2 separate regions of the Homo sapiens genome follow, and region 1 is linked to region 2. Evidence: read pairs that join two places in POLR2A ChIA-PET (ENCODE). Cell type or tissue: endothelial cell of umbilical vein. All regions are shown on one strand. Links, peaks and the distances in the headings refer to the core of each region. The heading gives the core; the rest is flanking DNA.

Region 1 (9,717 bases), core at 919-8,918, 49 kb after region 2:
GTACCACCACGCCCAGCTAATTTTGTATTTTTAGTAGAGATGGGGTTTCTCCATGTTGGTCAGGCTGTTCTCCTGACCTCAGGTGATCCGCCTGCCTTGGCCTCCCAAAGCGCTGGGATTACAGGCGTGAGCCACCACGCCTGGCCTGAAACTCTTAACTCTTATAAAAAAAATTATAGAGGCATATATTGTATATCATATAATCTACCATTTTCAAGTGCATAATTCAATTTTTAGTAAACTTACCAAGTTTTACAACCATCACTGTAAATCAATATTGGAACATTTTATCATCCCAATAAGATGTGATGCCCATTTACTGTTAACCCTCGCCCTTAAATATACTTTTTGTCTCTCTCTGTGACAGAGTCTCTCTGTGTTACTTAGGCTGGATTTGAACTCCTGGGCTCAAATGATACTCTTGCCTCAGCCTCCTGAATAGCTGAGACTACAGGTGTGCACCACACCCAGCTAATTTTTAATTTTTTTTGTAGAGATAGGTTCTTACCAGACCATTTTGTAGAGACAGAGTCTTGCTATGTTGCCCAGGCTGGTCTTGAACTCCGGGCCTCAAGTGATCCTCCCCGCTCGGCCTCCCAAAGTGCTGGTATTACAGACATGAGCCACCGCACCTGGCTTCTGAGCCCTGGATTCTATCCAAGATGGCACTAGACCTTTAAGGAAGTTGTATTGTTAGTTTATTTTGAACCAGTAGCTACCTAGGCTCTCCCTATTCACTGCTGAATAGTTTGCACCACTGTCTCCCCAAATTTGGGTCATTTCACATGAGCTGGTATCAAAACAAGTATCTCTTTTTTTTTCTCTTTTTTGAGATGGAGTCTCTCTCTGTCACCCAGGCTGGAGTACAATGGCGTGATCCTGGCTCACTGCAACCTCCGCCTCCCGGGTTCAAGCATTTCTCCCGCCTCAGCCTCCCAAGTAGCTGGGAGTCCTGAACTCCTGACCTCATGTGATCCACCCACCTCGGCCTCCCAAAGTGCTGGGATTACAGGCTTGAGCCACCACGCCCGGCCCAAAGCAAGTATCTCTTATCCTTAAGTTAATTATTAATTTATCTGGACCAAGATGTAAGACTTTTTTACTTATCTCTATTAAATTTCTAGATAAGATCAGTTTATATTTTGCTTCTATCATCCAGTTTTATCATTTATTCTTCTAGTTCTATGTCATGTGAAAATTTGATAAAAATTATTTTTCTTTTCTTTTTCTTTTTTTTTTTGAGATGGAGTTTTGCTCTTCTTGCCCAGGCTGGAGTGCAATGGTGTGATCTCGGCTCACCGCAACCTCCACCTCCCGGGTTCAAGCAATTCTCCTGACTCAGCCTCCCGAGTAGCCGGGATTACAGGCAAGCATTACCACACCTGGCTAATTTTTTTGTATTTTTAGTAGAGACAGGGTTTCTCCATGCTGGTCAGGCTGGTCTGGAACTCCCAACCTCAGGTGATCCACCTGCCTCAGCCTCCCAAAGTGCTGGGATTACAGGCGTGGGCCACTGCGCCCGGCCTAAAAATTATTTTTCTGATCTCAAAATTGTGAGAAGTTTTGTGTAGGTTACATCCCTGTCTCATGCATGTTTATAGGTCTCAATGACCTCCATTCATTCATCAATGTGGGGAATGGTTGTTTAAACATCTACACATATGCCTAATTGCATTACCATGAGCTCCACATTTTCTCAGCCTATCCACATTGAATATCATTTCCATTTCATTTGAATATCATTAAAAATAGGACAACATTTCTCTGGTCAGGAACCCTATTGAAAAAGGAACTGGGGCTGGGTTCTGTGGCTCACATTTGTAATCCTAGCACTTTGGGAGGCCAAGGCGGGAGGACTGCTTGAGACCTGGAGTTTGAGACCAGCCCTGGGTAACATGGCAAGACCCTGTCTCTACAAAAAATACAAAAATTAGCCGAGCGTGCTGGCGCGCACCTGTAGTCCCAGCTGCTTGGGAGGCTGAGGTGGGAGGATCGCTTGAGCCTGGGAGGCAGAGGTTGCAATGAACCAAGATTGGGCCACATCACTCTAGTAGAGTGAGACTCTGTCTTAAAAAAAAAAAAAGAAACGGGGTTGAATGGGGTGTGGTTTAGTTTGTGTGAACCTGGCTCTGGTAATCACAGCTTTGCCTTCTCTTCCTCAGCCTTTTCACCTTCTCCTGGCTGAGACATGCCCAGCCTTCCAGCCCCAGCTCAGACAGCATCTTCTCTAGGACCTTCCCTGACCATCCTATGCTCCCAGGCTGGATTAGGTACCCTGTCCTTGTATTCACATTGTACCCTGATCTTATCTCACTCACAGCACTTACCATGATATGTACTGTCTGCCTTTCCTACTATACTGGCAGCTGCTTGAGGGTAGGGACCGTCCTTAGCCTTATTCTTCTTGGCAACTCTGATGCCTGACAAAGGGATACTCAAGAAATAATGGCTGAAATGCACCAGGCACTCCTCAGGTATCTGTTTGATGTCAAGCACATAAGGCTTCTCTATCTATGAAGCAAAGCTATGAGGGAGGCCGAAGAGCAGGTGGGCTTGGAGATGTATATTGTGACACCCGGCATGATATAACTTCAACTTGAGCTTATGGGATCAGAGAAGAACCTGAGGCCCAGCAAGAATGAGTGACTGGGGACAAGAGCCTGACTGAGGCTGAGTCCCCAGAGGAACCCGGGGGGTCCAAAGGGAGTAGGAAATTCAGAGAGGGTTTAGAAAAGTGGAGGTAGCTGGGGCAAGGAAGAGACACAGTCTGGCTAGTGGGTCATGGCGGCAGGAGCCCAGGGGCCAGGCCAGAGCTGTTGCACTGGCAGCTCCTCACTTTCTAGAAAAGAGAAGCCATGGGGGGATGCAGTGCTGGGAAGCAGGACTGGGCATTGTTTTAAGCATGGCAAATACCTGTCTGGCATCTGTACGACTTTATGTTTAGATGTTTATTTTGGGGTGGCTTTAGTGAGGGTTGATGAGAATAAGATCATGCTGCTTCCTCCTCACCCAAGTGACCTCCCTGTTAACCAGAAGACATCAGTTTCAGAATTCCAGGTAGTTGTCTGCCCACTCTGGGGCCAGCTGGTGGCTTGGATGTGGGAAAAAGATTCTTTTTTCCTTTTCTTTTCTTTTTTTTTTTTTTTTTTGAGACTGAGTTTTGCTCTTGTTTTTACCAGGCTGGAGTGCAATGGTGTGATCTCAGCTCACTGCAACCTCCGCCTCCCGGATTCTAGTGATTCTCCTGCCTCAGCCTCCTGAGTAGCTGGGATTACAGGTGCGTGCCACCATGCCCAGCTAATTTTTTTGTATTTTTAGTAGAGACGGGGTTTTGCCATGTTGGCCAGGCTGGTCTTAAACTTCTGACCTCAGGTGATCCACCCGCCTTGGCCTCCCAAAGTCCTGGGATTACAGGCGTGAGCCACCGTGCCTGGCCAGATTCCTTTTTCTGAGCGAAGGAGCTCGTTAGAGCTAAGCTCCACATGCATTAGCCCCAGCCTTCCCCTCCAGCCTCCTCCCTTTCCATAACCTTCTTTCTATGGAAACTTCAGCCATACAAGCTTCTTGCAATCCTTCCAGTCACTCAGGATTTGCACGTTCACTGCCTTTGCCTTGGCATGCCCCACCCTTCCCCATATGCTAAACTGCTTCTTAGACTTTAAGATTTAAGTCAGAGGCTGGGCACAGTGACTCACATTTATATTCCCAGCACTTTGGGAGGCCGAGGCGGGTGGATCACTTGAGCTCAGGAGTTCGAGACAAGCCTGGGTAACATGGTGAAACCCCGTCTCTATAAAAAAGACAAAAAGTAGCCAGGCATGGTGGTGTGTGCCTGTGGTTCCAGCTACTTGGGAGGTTGAGGTGGGAGGATCACTTGAGCCCAGGAGGCAGAGGTTGCAGTGAGCTGAGATTGCACCACTGCACTCCAGCCTGGGTGAAAGTAAGACCCTGTCTCCAGTAAAAAAAAAAAACAAAAAACATTTAAGTCAGAAACCAGGCGTGGTGGCTCACACCTGTAATCCTAGCATTTTGGGAGGCCGAGGAGGATGGATTACTTGAGCTCGGGAGTTTGGAACCAGCCCAGGGAACATGGTGAAACCCTGTCTCTACGAAAAATACAAAAATTAGCCGAGTGTGCTGGTGCATGCCAGTAGTCCCAGCTGCTTGGGAGGCTGAGGTGGGAGGATCTCTTGAGCCTTGGTTTGAGGCTGCAGTGAACTGTGATTGTGCCACTGCACTCCAGCCTGGATGACACAGCAAAACCCTGTCTCAAAAAAGATTTAAGTCAGAGTCATGACTTTCTGAGAAATGTTCTCCAACCAAGCCCCTCCTCGCACAATTAGCAGTTTTTCAGTAAGTCCAAAAGGCTGTGTCAATTCCCCTATGGAAGCACTTAACATCACAAAGGGAGTGAAGTTGTCCCCGTGCCTAGCACAGTGCCTGACACATATTAGGTGCTCAAAAAATGTCTGTGGAATGGGAGGGCATCATGATCCCAGCCAAACAGGCTGAATTTTAGAAATGGGTGCTTGGAAGCATCTCAGGCAGTGAAAGGAATTCCAGGCTTCACAAAATAGTGTGCCTGAGGATACCAATACACAACCTGAGACGGAGATTGCGGGTGGGAGGTCTCAGCAGCCAGGCAGGGGTGGATAGTGTGTGTGTGAGTTGCGGGGGGCACTCCATGGAGCAGTGGCTTTATCAGAAATGGGGACTGTTTCCCTTCAACCATCATGGACCCTTCCCTGTTTCTTCTTGTCAGCCAGAGGAGGGAAGCTGCTGACAGCTCATCTCCAATACGCCCTCCGGGACCCTCGAGCCACCCCTCTCCACCAGCAGCTTTGCCACTTACACTCACCATCAGAGATGTTCCCAAGCCCCGAGGCCCTGCCCTGACATGCATAGTGACTCTTGGCTTCCCTGGCCCAGACGGCCAGATAGCTCCCAGCTTCTTGCAGCAGCTGAAAGAGTTGAAAGGCCTGGGAGTCAGGAGGCCCTGGTTCAAGTGCTGGCCAATAACCAGTCACATGACCTTGGGCCAGCATCTCTCCCTCTTTGGGCCTCAGTTTGCCCTGCCATAAATTGAAGAAATGGGATGGCCTATCTCGGGGAGTCCCCTCCACATGCACATTCTGTGGACCCTGCAGTTCCTTGGATCCACATGCTCTCCTTATCTGTCTGCTGCTCAAATCAAAATCTTAGTGTTGACAGGGAATTTGTAAAAATCTTCTTTTTGTAGATGAGGAATCTGAGGCCCAGGGAGGGGAAGGGGTGTGATCAGAAAGATGTACTAAGGGCAGACACAGAATTCCAACTGGAGTCTGCTCCCAGACATGATCTGACTTTGGTTTTAATGACTGCTTGGAATGGAAGAATTCTTTGCACCAAAGCCGCCCATGTGCCTAGCATAGGTTCACATAGGGTATGGCTGGTGCCTCTTCAGCCTTCTGTAGGCAATCAGTTCAGGGTCCATCCTTTTGATCCTGTAGTAGAAGCCAACCAACCTAGACCAAGCCCTGGTGGGGAGACCTGAGCTCTAGCCTTCTCTGTGTAACTGACTAGCTGTGTGACCCTGGGCAAGTCACTCCACCTCTCTGGCTTTATTGCGGTGTGGTTATACGAGCTCCATTGGGCTGTAAGCTCTAGGGAACATGGACTTGTCTGTTTTAATCCCAGGGGGTTGGCTTTCAAAGTAAAGTTTCTTAGTTGAAATTTCAGAGAGAATCTCATTTGTTCAGCAACCAATGATGTCTGTATTTAAGTCAGCCCACAGAAATCTTAGGTCACTGACTGGCCAGTGAAAGGGCTGCCTGTGGCTCAGGTGCTTATCTTTGGTTCAATCCACTGTGGCCTGGAGTGTTATGTCACTGATAAGTACAGTTGCTTTTTCTAGGCATTGTTTAGAAAGGTATCTATTGGATCTCTATTGTCTTGGTGAGGAAACTGGCTCAATGAGTCACTTAGCCCAGGGCACATAACTGGTAAATGATGGTGCTGAGGTTAGAACCACAAAGCCCCTTGTTCTTCCTACTACTCCAGGACCCATAGCTGTGGACTAGTCATGCAGAGCAGAGTGCAGTACGTTGAGGGCTACAGGGATTTGGTGGAAGCAGCAAACTTTCCAGATGGAGGGAGGTGCCCAGGAAGTCTTCATGGAAGAGGCGGCCTTTAAAATGGGAGTTTAAACAAACAGGCAGGGGTGGTGAAGAACATTCCAGATCAAGGAAATAATGTCAGCCAAGGTGTTTGGGTGAGGGGATGGGGGAGAGGAAACTGGGTGGGATTCTGAGAGGGTGAGACTGTGCGGAGTGTCAGCATACATGGCTGGGAGGGTTATGAAACAAGCTTGTGTGTCAAACCCAGTAAGAAGTTTGGGATTGATTTGTGAAGTAGTGGGGATCCATTGAAGGTTGTTGAGCAGGTGAGTGACTTAATCAGAAATGGGCTGCCAGAAAATGTATGGTTAGTTCCCTATAAGTCTGTTCCTCCTGGGAGGCACAGGCTGTTTCACCTTTGCTGTTGTCTTCAGTCAGAAATGGGGAGGAACGGAACAGAGCTGAGGAGATGCCGCTGGCACCACCACTGTTAGGCGGAGGACCAGAGGGGGAGTAAGAAGACAGTGGGCAGGGCCAGGCCTTCATGGCAGGTCATGGGGGGTGAAGAGGAGGAGGAGCAGCTGGAGACGACTTTCCTTCCTCTCTTGGCCATCAGCCTCCTCTGGCCTGAGGTCTGGTCTGGTGAGGCAGAGTACAGAGCATGCCTGTGCTGTCTGTGTGAGTTCCTGAGGAGTGAGATCTTTAATTTTTGTCTGCTGAGCCCTGATGGGCGAGAGGCCAGCCTGTGTTACAACCTCTTGGGGGCCCCTGGGCCAAGGCACTCAGACCACAGTGGACGGAAACAAGGAATGAGTCATTCAGACTAGGACTAGCCGGGGCCCACTGGGATCTGCTGCACCTCGCCTGCCCCCTCAGCCTGGTGTCTGTGCCCTTTCCTGGGGATTTGCCAGGTCTGGGTCTGTTCCTGAGGGACTGGGGCCCTAGAGAGGGTATTGGGGGCACCAGGGCAAACATCATTGAGCCCCCACTCTCCATGGATGATCCAGGGAAAATGGACTCAGGGGATGATGGCAGAAGGCATCCTCTTCCTCTCTTTGTCTTGACAATGGAGAGTGAGAGGGAGCTGGCTTGCAGGCCTCCCTGGGGAGAGCTTGTTTTAGGAAAGACCCTACTGTAGACCTTCCTCTCTGCCCCTGCATCCCTCATCCCTCAGGGTGTGAGGAGTGTTACTATGACCCAGCTCAAAGCCAAGGTGGGCACAGGCTGGAAGATGCCAGCGACAGCCAAGGGAAGCTGCTTCTTGTCCTTTTTTGTCCTCAAATTCCTGCACAGCCATTCTAGAAGCCTAGATAGGCCTGCACAATCCCCCAGCCCACAGGGTTTTCTTCCTGGGGATTTTGAAAGAATAATCCAGGTACATGAGCTCTCCCCATCTGGGTAACTCTCTCCACCTCCAGCAGAGCATATGAAGTCCCCTTGGTCTCACTGGGAGGAATTACAGGGAGGAGGTCTTCCAGCTGCTCACACTGTTGTCCTGCTCAGGTCTTCAGAGACTGTGCTTGAGGAGAAGTTATGCTTCAGGCTCCCCCGGGGGTTTAGAAGATTCCTCCACCCCTCCACCCCCAGCCAGGGACTGAAGGAATTTATGCAGGTAAATAGGAAATGACATCTCAGCTTATAGTGAATGGCACGGAGCTTTCAGATCAGCCCACCCATGCACCAGAGACTGGAAATGAAGGGAAGCGAAGTGAACTAAGTGATTTGAAAGAGCTGCCCATTTCCCATCATTGCAGGACACCCTGGTGTGAGTGCAGTGTGCTGCAGGGAAAACAGCATGGACTTTGGAGTTGTTCAGACTTTTTAGTTGAATCCTGGCTCAACTCCCAGCTGTGTGGCCTTGAGCAAGCGACTACCCCTCTGGGCTTGTGAAATGGGAATGGCAACACCTCTACCACACAGAGCTAAATAGACATTGTATGTATGTCATTTCTCTTTCCCAAAGAGAAAAGCTACGAGTTGAGATGAGCTCTATTCAGCAACTGCAGACTACTTGATGGAGGTGGGGTGAGTGTGGCTGTGACTTCCTTCCTTCTTCTCTGTGGGTGCGAATCAGATTCACCGCCCTGACTCAGAGCGGACCCCTAGCTGGTAAACAGGCCTGAGGAGAATGGGGGATGCTTGGTGGGGGCTGACCTGTGACCACAGTCCCATGCAGCCATTAGCACCCCCACCACACCACAAACAGCTGTGCATGCTTCCAGCTCTGAGAAAAATGCAGCTGTCGGTGGTCTCCCTTCCCCTGGAAGCTGGCATTGGTTTAGCATCTGGGACCAGACAAACCAGGAGTGAATCCCAGCGCAGCCACCTACTGGCTTGTGACTGTGGATGAGTCATTTACTTCCCCGAGCCTTCATTTCCTCATCTGCTATGTGGGGAAATAATAGCACTTCCTTCATCAATAGCGCTTCTCATTAAACAAGGAAGTGACTATAAGATGACTTGGCACAGTGCCTGGTACCTTCTGAGTGCTCAAGAAATACCAAGGCTGGATGTGGTGGCTCACACCTATAATCCCAACACTTTAGGAGGCCGAGACGGGAGGATCACTTGAGTCCAGGGGTTCAAGACCAGCCTGGGCAAAATGGCAAAACCCCGTCTCTACAAAAAATACAAATTAGCCAGGCTTGGTGGCGTGCACCTACAGTCCCAGCTACTTGGGGGGCTGAAGCTGGAGGATTGCTTGAACCCAGGAGGTGGATGCTGCAGTGAGCCGAGATTGTGCCACTGCACTCCAGCCTGGGTGACAGAGTGAGACCCTGTCTCAAACAAACAAACAAACAATAAATGAAATATCAGTTGGTAAATGGAGGAGTAGTAATTGACACCTGCCCCTAGCCCCATGACAGGGTAAACAGGGCTGGCTAGCTAGTTTGTCCTGAAGAGAAAAATGGCAAAAAGAACATCATTATCTCAACTTTCAGATAAGAAAGTAGAAGCCAAATGAAGCTCAGAACTGTGCTGCATTCACAGAAGACGGAAATGAGCTCAGAACTGTGCTCCGCTCACAGAAGACGTAAATGTTCACCACATGTTTGTGGGAGGGCCCTTTCCAGCACACTCTGAAATACAGGCCAGCTCACCTTACCTTTGCAGGAACATCCATACCATGGCTATCACCACCAGCCAGCATGTCATACCCACTTGGAGGAGACAGGCACCGGCAGACCAGGGCAGGGTGGTTGTGAATTCTTGAGGGGACGCCAGGTCATGGCACCTAAGGTGGAATGGTTCTGGCAGCCTTTGCGGGCCTTAACAACCTCACACAGGAGGGAGTCGGCACCTCTCTGTACGGCCTGCACCTTCCAAACTGGAGGCTGAGGCTGCGCAGTGCTGGGGTCCCAGCTGCCCAGTGTCTGGAGCAGAACATCCAAGCCCATGAGCGGCTCCCGTCTGGAAGGCTGGGGGCCCAGTCAAACTTTCCTTCAGCGATTCTGCCCTCTGATTAACCAGGAAATGTGTTATTTGTTCTGAGCAGGGGAACAAGCTCTCCTGGGGAGAGGAATTCAGGGCTGGAGGTCCAGTTACTTCCAAGCAAGAAAAATCCCTGGAATTCTTTCAGGAGTCTGGGTCTCAGCAAAGGGGGCCGAAATGTGGCCCTTGT
Region 2 (9,717 bases), core at 1,058-9,057:
CCTAAGTGGTAAGTTAAAAGAAAAGTATGATTTAGTGCTGTTCTTCAGCCGTTTCTTTGCCTGTTTGCACTCTTTTGTCTGACCTCACAAACATTTGATATTTGGGCCACATTTGGCTTGTCCTGTGGACTAAAAGCCTGTGATAGGTAATTTTTTTCTTCTCTGACTTCTACTTTAAACCTTATTCCTTATTATACTTCAGAGGATGAGAAGAATATCGTCGAACGCAATGTGTCCACTTCAGGCGTGAGCATTTACTTTGAGGCTTATCTTTATAATGCTACCAACTGTAGCAGCACTCCATGGCACCTGCCACCCATGCACATGACCTCTTCCCAGCGCCGGCCATCCACTGCTGTTGACGAGGAAGATGAAGACTCGCCCTCTGAGTGCCACACCCCTGAGAAGGTGAAGAAACCGAAGAAGGTGTACTGCTATGTGTCACCAAAGGTTGGACCTTCCATTCTCGACATAAAATCCCCCTGCTTGAACCTGTGTGTAATTGGTATTTGGTAGCAGAAACCACAAAGTAACAGTCTGAGAATCAGGGCAAGATTGTTAACTAGTTGTATAGAAAGCCACTTTCAACTGTTAAAAATTTCTTGCTAGCATAAAAATTACTGTTGGCTTCTTGTGCTGTGTCAAAACAATTTGATCTTTTGTTCTGTGATTCATGAAACCACAGTAAATGGATGTCACTATTAGGCTACAGGATTGGAGTAAAGAAATTTTGGCAGAGGAAAGAAGGTGAATTTCCCAAGCCCCTGAGCTAAGAAGCACTTTGTGTTAGTTTCTTTTTAATATTTGTTTTTCCTTATTCATTCAGTCCTCATAAAAATGAGACTCTGTGAAACATCCCATTGCATCTCTTTAATCTCATAACCAAAACTGAGTTCTAATTCTGTTCTACTTCAGAACACTTTGCTGTGTACCATTCTTCATTTAAAAATCTAGCCTTAATTTGGACTAGGGGTGATGGTAATGAGGGAAATGGGTAAGTGAATAAATGAAACAAGATTGGCTATGAATTGATAATTGTTGAAGCAGCTGATAGTTTCATTATACTTCTTTGTCTTCTTTAGTATGTGTTTGAAATTTTCTTTAAACTTTTTTTTATCAAGAAAACAACTGACCTGCACATTCAGATAAAAGGGATTTTTTAAGATTAAAAAATTTTTGCATTGTCTTTTCCTCTTTTGTATGAACTTTTTTGTGTGAGGACCTTCCCCTATACCACCAACATATTCCACTCCAGCTCACCCCATCTTGCCTCCCTTCCCTGGCAGATCCTTGGCACCATTCAAATAGGTATAAAGCAGTGTGTATGGGTTGCTGGTGTTTGCTATCCAGTAACTTGGAGGAAGTCATTCTGAGCATCATGGGGCTGAGCAGAAGGAGATTTTGATTGTTTCTAGGTGAAATATTCTGTTCTCATAAAGTGAAAACCTGATCCCAGATATTTAGAAAGACTTGAGTATTACAATTATGAAATATCTCTGTGTGAAACTGCATTGTCAGTCATATTTTTTTTATTTATTTTATTTTTTGAGACAGGGTCTCACTTTGTCACCCATGCTGGAGTGCCATGGTCCAATCTCAGCTCACTGCACCCTCTGCCTCCCGGGTTCAAGCGATTCTTGTGCCTCAGCCTCCCGAGTACTTGGGATTACAGGCATGAGCTACCGCACCCAGCTAATTTTTTTGTATTTTTAGTAGAGACTGAGTTTTGCCATGTTGGCCAGGCTGGTCTTGAACTCCTGGCCTCAAGTGATCTGCCTGCCTCGGCCTCCCAAAGTGCTGAGATTATAGATGTGAGCCATCCACACTTGGCCATCAGGGTAATATTTTTAATTTGCCTTTTTAAATAGAGAGTTAATGTATTTATTTGACTTTAGTACTCACTAAATTATTACTTTTGTCCATGGAGAGGAAAGGTTATGAGAAATGTAAATAGGGACTATGATATTTGAATTAGAATACCCAAATAGAGCCTTTTTATTTATCATTCACTTCATTTCCTGTCTGTTGGTCCTCCAGCAATTCTCAGTGAAGGAGTTCTACCTGAAGATCATCCCCTGGCGCCTTTACACCTTCCGAGTGTGTCCAGGAACAAAAGTAAGCTGAACCTTACATCTGGTTCACATCAAGCATGCTTCATCTCTGGACTATCTCAGCCTTTTATTTTTTCTCAGAAGCACTTTTAGTGTTTCTGCAAGATCTCACAGTGTACACAGGATTCGTTGCCAAATAAAGCATCATTATCTCCTCACTAAATGGCATGAAGAATATATAAATTCTGGAAGGACGCATGCCTACAGAAACAGGAATTAGCAGCAACTCAGAATACTTCAACAGTGATCCTTTGCCTTCAAGACTAAGTTAATAGAGAAGATGTTTGTAACTCTGGCCCAAGCTTGGTCTCCCAGTGTGCTGAAGCTAACTCCTTTTAGAAGCACCACTCTCATATATTAAAATACATTGTTTGTTTGTTGTTAACTTTTCTGGGCTTCTGGAATCTAAACTTTTGCCCAAAGGCTAGAATGTGCCATTTTATAAAAATAGTTTTCTTCTGATCAGTTTGGAGTAGTCATTTATTGCTGTTTAATATATCCTTACTATTGCTATTTAATATATCACCGTATTGCCATTTATTGCTATTTAACATATCACCCTTCTTATATTTTATGTTAGAAGGTCTGTAGTTTTGCTGGTGGTCCTAACTAAAGGCAGTCTCTGTGACTAAAATAATTTTAAATGTTGAAATGTAAATCACTGAAGGGAAAAATAATGAAATGTATTTCTGGTAGGTCCTCATTTGGAGAAAACAAGCCTAACTTATTGTTGTTGGTTGGTACACAGGATAGAGCTGTGGAGGACTTTTACTGGCCTTGAGGGTTTTATAGATTAATTTCTTTGTTTTTCTTTACCAGTTTTCATACCTTGGTCCTGACCCTGTCCATAAGCTGCTCACACTGGTGGTGGATGATGGCATTCAACCTCCTGTGGAGCTCAGCTGTAAGGAGAGGAACATTCTAGCAGCCACTTTTATCCGCTCCCTGCATAAGAACATAGGTGAGGTTACACAGGGATTCTATAGGGAAGGTAGTGAGCCCAGCCACATCCATGAGGGTGGAGAGGCAGGACTACACAGATGGCTTGTAATGAGGCTGTAATGATGGATCTTGCTGTTCCCCAGGAGGCTCTGAGACCTTTCAGGACAAGGTGAACTTTTTCCAGCGAGAGCTTCGGCAGGTACATATGAAAAGACCACATTCCAAAGTCACCCTGAAGGTCAGCAGACATGCCTTGTTGGAATCGGTAGGTAAAATTTCATCTCTGTCAGCAGATACCAAAGTTTTCCAATTGAATGTCTATATTCTGCAGGTTACTGTTTTTGTTTTTGTTTTTGTTTGGGAGATAGGGTCTCACTCTATTGCCCAGGCTGGGGTGCAGAGGTGCGATCATGGCTCACTGCAGCCTCGATCTTCCCGGGCTGTGATCCTCCCAACTCAGCCTCCCAAATAGCTGGGACTATAGGTATGTGTCACCATGCCTGGCTAATTTTTGTATTTTTTGTAAAGATGGGATTTTGCCATATTGCTCCGGCTGGTCTCGAACTCCTGGACTCAAGTGATACACCCGCCTCAGCCTCCCAAAGTGTTGGGATTACAGGCATGAGCTACCATGCCTGATCTGGTTATCTTTTTCATGAAACTTAAATTTCTCTGTTTAAGTAAAGATATAGATATACTTATAAAAGACAGATATACTTATAAAAGACAGATATACTAAATTTCTGAAACCTAAATTTCTCTCTTTACATATGTCTGTTCTTCTATTTGATTCTACTAAATTTGGGGCAGTTTTGTTGGAGGTATGTTATCGAGGGAAGAGCAGTTTACTTACTGGCCTTCAAATCTACTGAATGGGTCCCTTGGAACTCCCATGTAGGGCAGGTGTAAATAGTGATTACAGAAGAAACTTCTTGTTATTGAATCCCTGGAATAGAGCGCTTGTTGAATTAAAAGGAAATGATTTTTGTTGTCACTTTGGTCTGATGGAAAAGGAACACCTGATGTGTGTCTGTCTCCACTGCACAGACACTGGCATAGTTCTTACATTCCCCAGGAATGAGAAGGCTTGGTTCCTGTCCAGAAAGTGTTTGTGATGTTTGGCTCTGGTAGGTGTGACTGGAAACCCGTTTTCTCAGCCATATTCTCCGTGTGGCATGGCTCGCTGTCTGAACCTAGCCTTGTGGATAAATATGTCTAGTGGATAGATCATACTTTGCTGAAAACCAGGATTCCTTGGTTCTTTTGCCTACAGCTTACTGACTTGAGTCATTTTTTACTTCTTTATGCAAGAATGTTTTCATTGCTAAAACAAGGATTGTTTAAAACAAAAGGAAAAGAAAAAAACAACTTCAGCTTTCCAACAAAGTGATGATGTAAAGGCAAATCAGATTATTTTTTAAAACTTTAAATTTGAAGTTATGTGCATTTTAAATGTCAGGTGGTATCATTAAAGCTTGTTTATGAGTAACATATCTCCTTCAGGCAGTCGTAGTTAGTCCAGCAGACAATGGCAGTGCTCTTGTGTTGTCTTTAACATCCAGAGGACACCAGCCAGTGTTCTGACAATTCCCTTCCTTTCACTTCTTTTCAGTCTCTGAAAGCCACTCGGAATTTCTCCATCTCAGATTGGAGCAAGAACTTTGAGGTTGTTTTCCAGGATGAAGAAGGTCAGTTTTGAAATTTTATATTCATCTTTTTGAACTCTCCTCCCCACTCGCACCTTCTCCACAAAAAAAAAAAAAAAAAAAAAAAAGCAACTCTTACCTCCTACTCACTCCCTAAAAAAAAAAACCTAGGTTTTTTTTTCCCCAAGGAAAAGGGAACCATGAGTCAAGAAAAAAAGGGTAGTATTTACTGGCCAGGATGGCATTGAGGAGCTTGTGGTACACAGACATACAGGGACTTGGAGAGAGAGTTCTAAGTGTTTGAACCGTGGTTACCTTGAGAGAAATGTCCATTTCCTGGGATCTCCGACCTCTGGTGTTTCCATACTAGGGGGCTTTTCCTTAGTGATCAGAATACCATTAATCCTACAAAAAGGGGTGGGATTTCTAAAGGACCACAGTTTAGATGAGTCGCAACGGAGAAACACCAGAGTAGTACAATAGAGGGAATGTGGAGAGTATAAAATGATGACTCAATAAACAAAAGTGGTAAGAGGAGGGAGGGCAGAGTCATTTTTTATTTTCATTATGCTTTTCAGCTCTGGACTGGGGAGGGCCTCGCCGGGAATGGTTTGAGCTAATCTGCAAAGCACTATTTGATACCACCAATCAGCTCTTCACCCGGTTCAGTGACAACAACCAAGCATTAGTGAGTTGGTGACGGGTGGGTGGAAAATGTGGATTATGTTATCATGGGTAGACTAACAAGGATTCAAAATTATGAAACTGATCTGGGAACCTGACAACCTGTGTCCTATTCTTAATTTTACTGCTTAAAATATAAGCTAATCAGATTGTCTTTCTCCTCTTTGCCTTTATTATTTCATCTGTAAAATAAGCAAAAATGCAGGCAGCTGAATATTTGACTAAAAACATTATAGTATAATGTCTACTCTACTAATTATTATAATAATTAAGCCTCTTTCTCAAAACATACCTGAAGCAAATGATTCCTGTACTAGATCTTTGTCTAGACAAAGGTGTCAGGAGTAGAGAAGTACACTTTGGCTGAAAGAAGTTCTGGTTTAGGGAAAAGGCATCACATCATCTGCTGATTAACCACAAACTTAATATAAGATTCTTAATTATGTCCACCTTTGCCCTTTATCTTCTAGTCACTTTGAATTACTCAGTGGTGGCTACCAAAAAACTAACATTTGGATGGGCTCTGATCCTCACAGTGACATCTTGTTCCTTTGGCATGGGGTTGGGGAAGGAAGGGTCCTTCCAGAACTGGGCTTGAAGAAAAATGGCCCAGGGCCTTTCAGTCTCTTTCTTGGACAGGTGCATCCCAACCCTAATCGCCCCGCTCATCTGCGCCTGAAAATGTATGAGTTTGCGGGACGGCTCGTGGGCAAGTGTCTCTATGAGTCCTCTCTAGGAGGAGCCTACAAGCAGTTGGTCCGAGCTCGCTTCACCCGCTCTTTCCTGGCCCAAATCATAGGACTGCGTATGCATTACAAGGTAACATCTTGGGTGTGCATTTCCTACTAAGGCCCCTGGCCATTAACCCTGAAATCTCTCCTCCTGGGCTTGTAAATAATTTTTAAGGTTGAAGGGATAAGTGGTTCTAAGCAGTTACACCTTTCAGGGCAAGAGTATTCATGTTCTGTTCTGTGTCTTTCTGCCTCCTCAGTACTTTGAAACAGATGACCCAGAATTCTACAAATCTAAAGTTTGTTTTATCCTCAACAATGACATGAGTGAGATGGAGCTGGTCTTTGCAGAAGAGAAATATAATAAATCAGGTCAATTGGATAAGGTGAGAAAGAGGACAAAGCCTCTGGGTCCTATGTTCTCCAGTTTCCTGTAGAGCAGGACTGTCTAAGAGAACTTTCTGCAGTGGTGGAAATGTTCCATATTTGTGTTGTCTATTAAACACCCAAAATGTGGGTGACATAATAAGTGAACTTCTCATTTTAGTTAATGTATACTTACATAACTACACTTGGCTAGCAGCTGCTGTATTGGACAGCACAGCTTTAGGACATTGCATCCTATGCTTTATGATCTCAGCCCATTTGAGTGAAGCAAAAGACACATATCTCCATCTATCCCACCGAGTCCTGCTTCCAGTTGAAAAATAACTGAATGATGGTGAAGTGTCACTGTACAAGCAGATTTGGAAGAGATGGCAGTGTCTGTGTCAACATTTGCAGTAGTGATGTAGGTGATTCCTATTTTAACACAATGCCTGGGTATTTTTAAACTTTTTGGCTGGGCGCAGTGGCTCATGGCCTGTAATTGCAACACTTTGGGAGGCTGAGGCAGGAGGATGGCTTGAGACCAGGAGTTCAAGACCAGCCTGGGCAACTTTGGCAAGACCCTGTCTTTTAGATTTTAAAAATCTAGCTGGGTATGGTGGCGTGTGCCTGTGGTCCTAGCTACTGGGGTAGTGTGGGAGGAAGTGGGCGCTGAAGCTGGAACATCGCTTGAGCCCAGGAGGTTAAGGCTGCAGTAAGCTGTGATTGCACCACTGCACTCCAGCCTGGGTGACACAGCAAAACCCTATCTCAAAATAATAAAACCAAAACTTTTTATTAGAAAATGATGGCCCAGAGATATTTCCGATGCATGTGCTTCTATTTACATTGTGGTGTTAAACAGCATCAAATGATAATGATGACGCTAAAGTTGCAGTAAATTTAAAGTTAAAAGCAGAATAGGAATGATTGAAAAATTGTGACCATTGGTACCACTATACTGATAATCAGATATCCTTTCTGGAAATTATGGGATTCCCAGCTGTCTGCCTTTGTACACATGGGATTAGACCCAACTTCCTGAGCTGGCATGGTAAGGCAGCTAGAGTCAATAGGACACTGAATTAGGGTCCTCAGACCCAGGGTAGTGCTCATTTTAATTGTGTTTAATATGAATACTAAATCTTAATAATTTATTTCTCAGTCTCCTAGATAGAAATGCTTACATTAAAAAAAAAATCCAGGATTGTGCATACCAACAGAAAAAATGTTTTACATTTTTAGATCCATTGAGAATCCCTGCTGTGGAGTAGCATGCTATTGCTACCATGCTGTTGTCTTAAAATCTGATCTTGTAACTTCATTCACCTGTGGAGACAACCTTGGTCACTCTACACAAATATTCCTGGATGATGGTTTTAAGCTGTGCTTCAGGGCTCCTTCAAAGTTCCCTTAGGAGTTTATTGGGGGATACCAATTCTGTTTGAGAGTCATACAGTTTGTTCACCTTTTTCTTTGCAGAGAGGAAAGTTCAGGCCAAATAATTTCCCCTAAGGTCTGGAGGGGCAATTAACCAAAGGTCTGTAGCAAGCTAGCATCAGGGCTGAGATTAGAATCCAGGATCTTCAAGTATCAAACTGTGGCTTGTTCTGTTGACTCACATTAGAGATAAAAGAATGTGTGGGAACAATTGTTCCCATCTTGGAATTTCTGAGACATAAAAAGACTTCCTTACTGCTTATCTGATTTTACTCTTAGTTGCTTAGAGAAGAGGTCAATAGTGGTTTCATTTTGGATCATAGATTAAAACATTGCTAGCGAGGAGCCATAGTATCTTCCTATTGCATCACTACTACTTGACTGAGTCAGAGAAGACCTTACCCAGGCACCCATTTCAGAAATAATAGCTAGTATACAGCAATAGTGGTAGGAACCCTGAAGCTTAGGAACTAAATTAAACCAAGTGTGTTGAAAAGCTGAATGCACAGCAGAAACTTGTGACTGACAGTGATGGAGGTCAGTAATCTGTGTCTATAAAACATCCAGGCAGATGTCATCTCATAAATTTCCATCCACAGCCTCTCCCTTGTCTGTCTTTTGCTGCCTGTTACAGGTTGTAGAACTCATGACAGGTGGAGCTCAAACTCCAGTCACCAATGCGAATAAAATCTTCTATTTAAATTTGCTGGCCCAATATCGGCTGGCCAGTCAAGTGAAAGAGGAGGTGGAACATTTCCTAAAAGGTGGGATCCTGTCTGTTCTTGGCCTTGAAGTTAAAATACCTGTATCCATGGTGTGGGTATGACTTTAACTTGCCTACTTTGTTTCAGGCCTGAATGAATTGGTCCCTGAGAACCTTTTGGCTATTTTTGATGAGAATGAGCTTGAGGTAAGTGATTGCAATTCAGACTCCCATTCTTAACTTGGCATTTTTGTAGCTTACAGGAACCAGCTTGGTGTACCTTCTCTTATGAGATGCAGCTGGAAAGCCATTTATGCAAGAGGTGGTTTCACTTTTGTCGCTCCTCCATTCATTGACCCTTCAGCCTTTAAAAAATTAGAATGTGAAAATTAGTAGCAAAGAGTGCAGAGATATTAGCTTAAGGGATAAATAAATGAAAGTAGCAAGTAGCTCATTATTTATGAAGAGTAATAATTAATACTCATTTATTCATCAAGTATCACTGAGGCCGGGCATGGTGGCTCACTTCTGTAATCCCAGCACTTTGGGAAGTTGAGGTGGGTGGATCACCTGAGGTCAGGAGTTCGAGACCAGCCTGGCCAACATGGTGAAACCCCGTCTCTACTGAAAATACAAAAATTAGCTGGGTGTGGTGATGCACGCTTGTAATCCCAGCTACTTGGGAAGCTGAGGCATGAGAATTACTTGAACCCCGGAGGCGGAAGTTGCAGTGATCCGAGATCGCACCACTGCATTCCAGCCTGGGCAACAGAGTAAGACTCTGTCTCAAAAAAAAAAAAAAAAAAATCAATGAGTAGTAAAGAATGTTAATATCATGTACCGTCTATAAAATCCTATGACATTTAAGGGAGTAATAGAATTTATTTTTTCAGGTATATATTGAGTGCCTCCTGAGGCACTGCAGAGAGAGTAACGAATAAGACAAAGTTCCAGCCCTCATGGGCTACATTCTAATGAAGTGAAGGAAACAAACCAAAAGATGAGATCATATTTCAAAAGCATTAGACCAAAACAGTATATAGTATATATTTTTATTTATATAGTAAATTCATTCTTATTTCAGATCCTGTAAC

Evidence for each region. Peaks named below come from ENCODE experiments on the same cell type or tissue, not always from the same donor. Only the 100,000 strongest peaks of a DNase experiment are listed, where the experiment ranks them.
Region 1: POLR2A ChIA-PET joins it to region 2 with 11 read pairs; 10 of 35 experiments call an interaction of 5 or more read pairs at or near these places.

The regions. Positions count from the first base shown.
Region 1 is chr14:74,616,987-74,626,703 of GRCh38, reverse strand. No RefSeq gene overlaps it. Among named protein-coding and RNA genes, the nearest start is that of LTBP2, 9.6 kb to the right of the region's middle. RefSeq lists enhancers at 3,646-4,512, 7,976-9,175. In endothelial cell of umbilical vein, for the core only: no CTCF peak of the experiment used is centred there; DNase peaks (open chromatin) are centred at 5,853, 6,803, 7,913 and 8,413; H3K27ac peaks cover 4,676 bases.
Region 2 is chr14:74,666,432-74,676,148 of GRCh38, reverse strand. It overlaps AREL1 (apoptosis resistant E3 ubiquitin protein ligase 1), which reads left to right. Exons shown (of 20, transcript NM_001039479.2): 7 at 1-8; 8 at 203-450; 9 at 2,038-2,115; 10 at 2,931-3,072; 11 at 3,197-3,318; 12 at 4,666-4,741; 13 at 5,278-5,387; 14 at 6,023-6,202; 15 at 6,375-6,500; 16 at 8,555-8,684; 17 at 8,772-8,830. Among named protein-coding and RNA genes, the nearest start is that of AREL1, 42 kb to the left of the region's middle. In endothelial cell of umbilical vein, for the core only: no CTCF peak of the experiment used is centred there; DNase peaks (open chromatin) are centred at 4,168, 5,118 and 8,228; H3K27ac peaks cover 4,246 bases.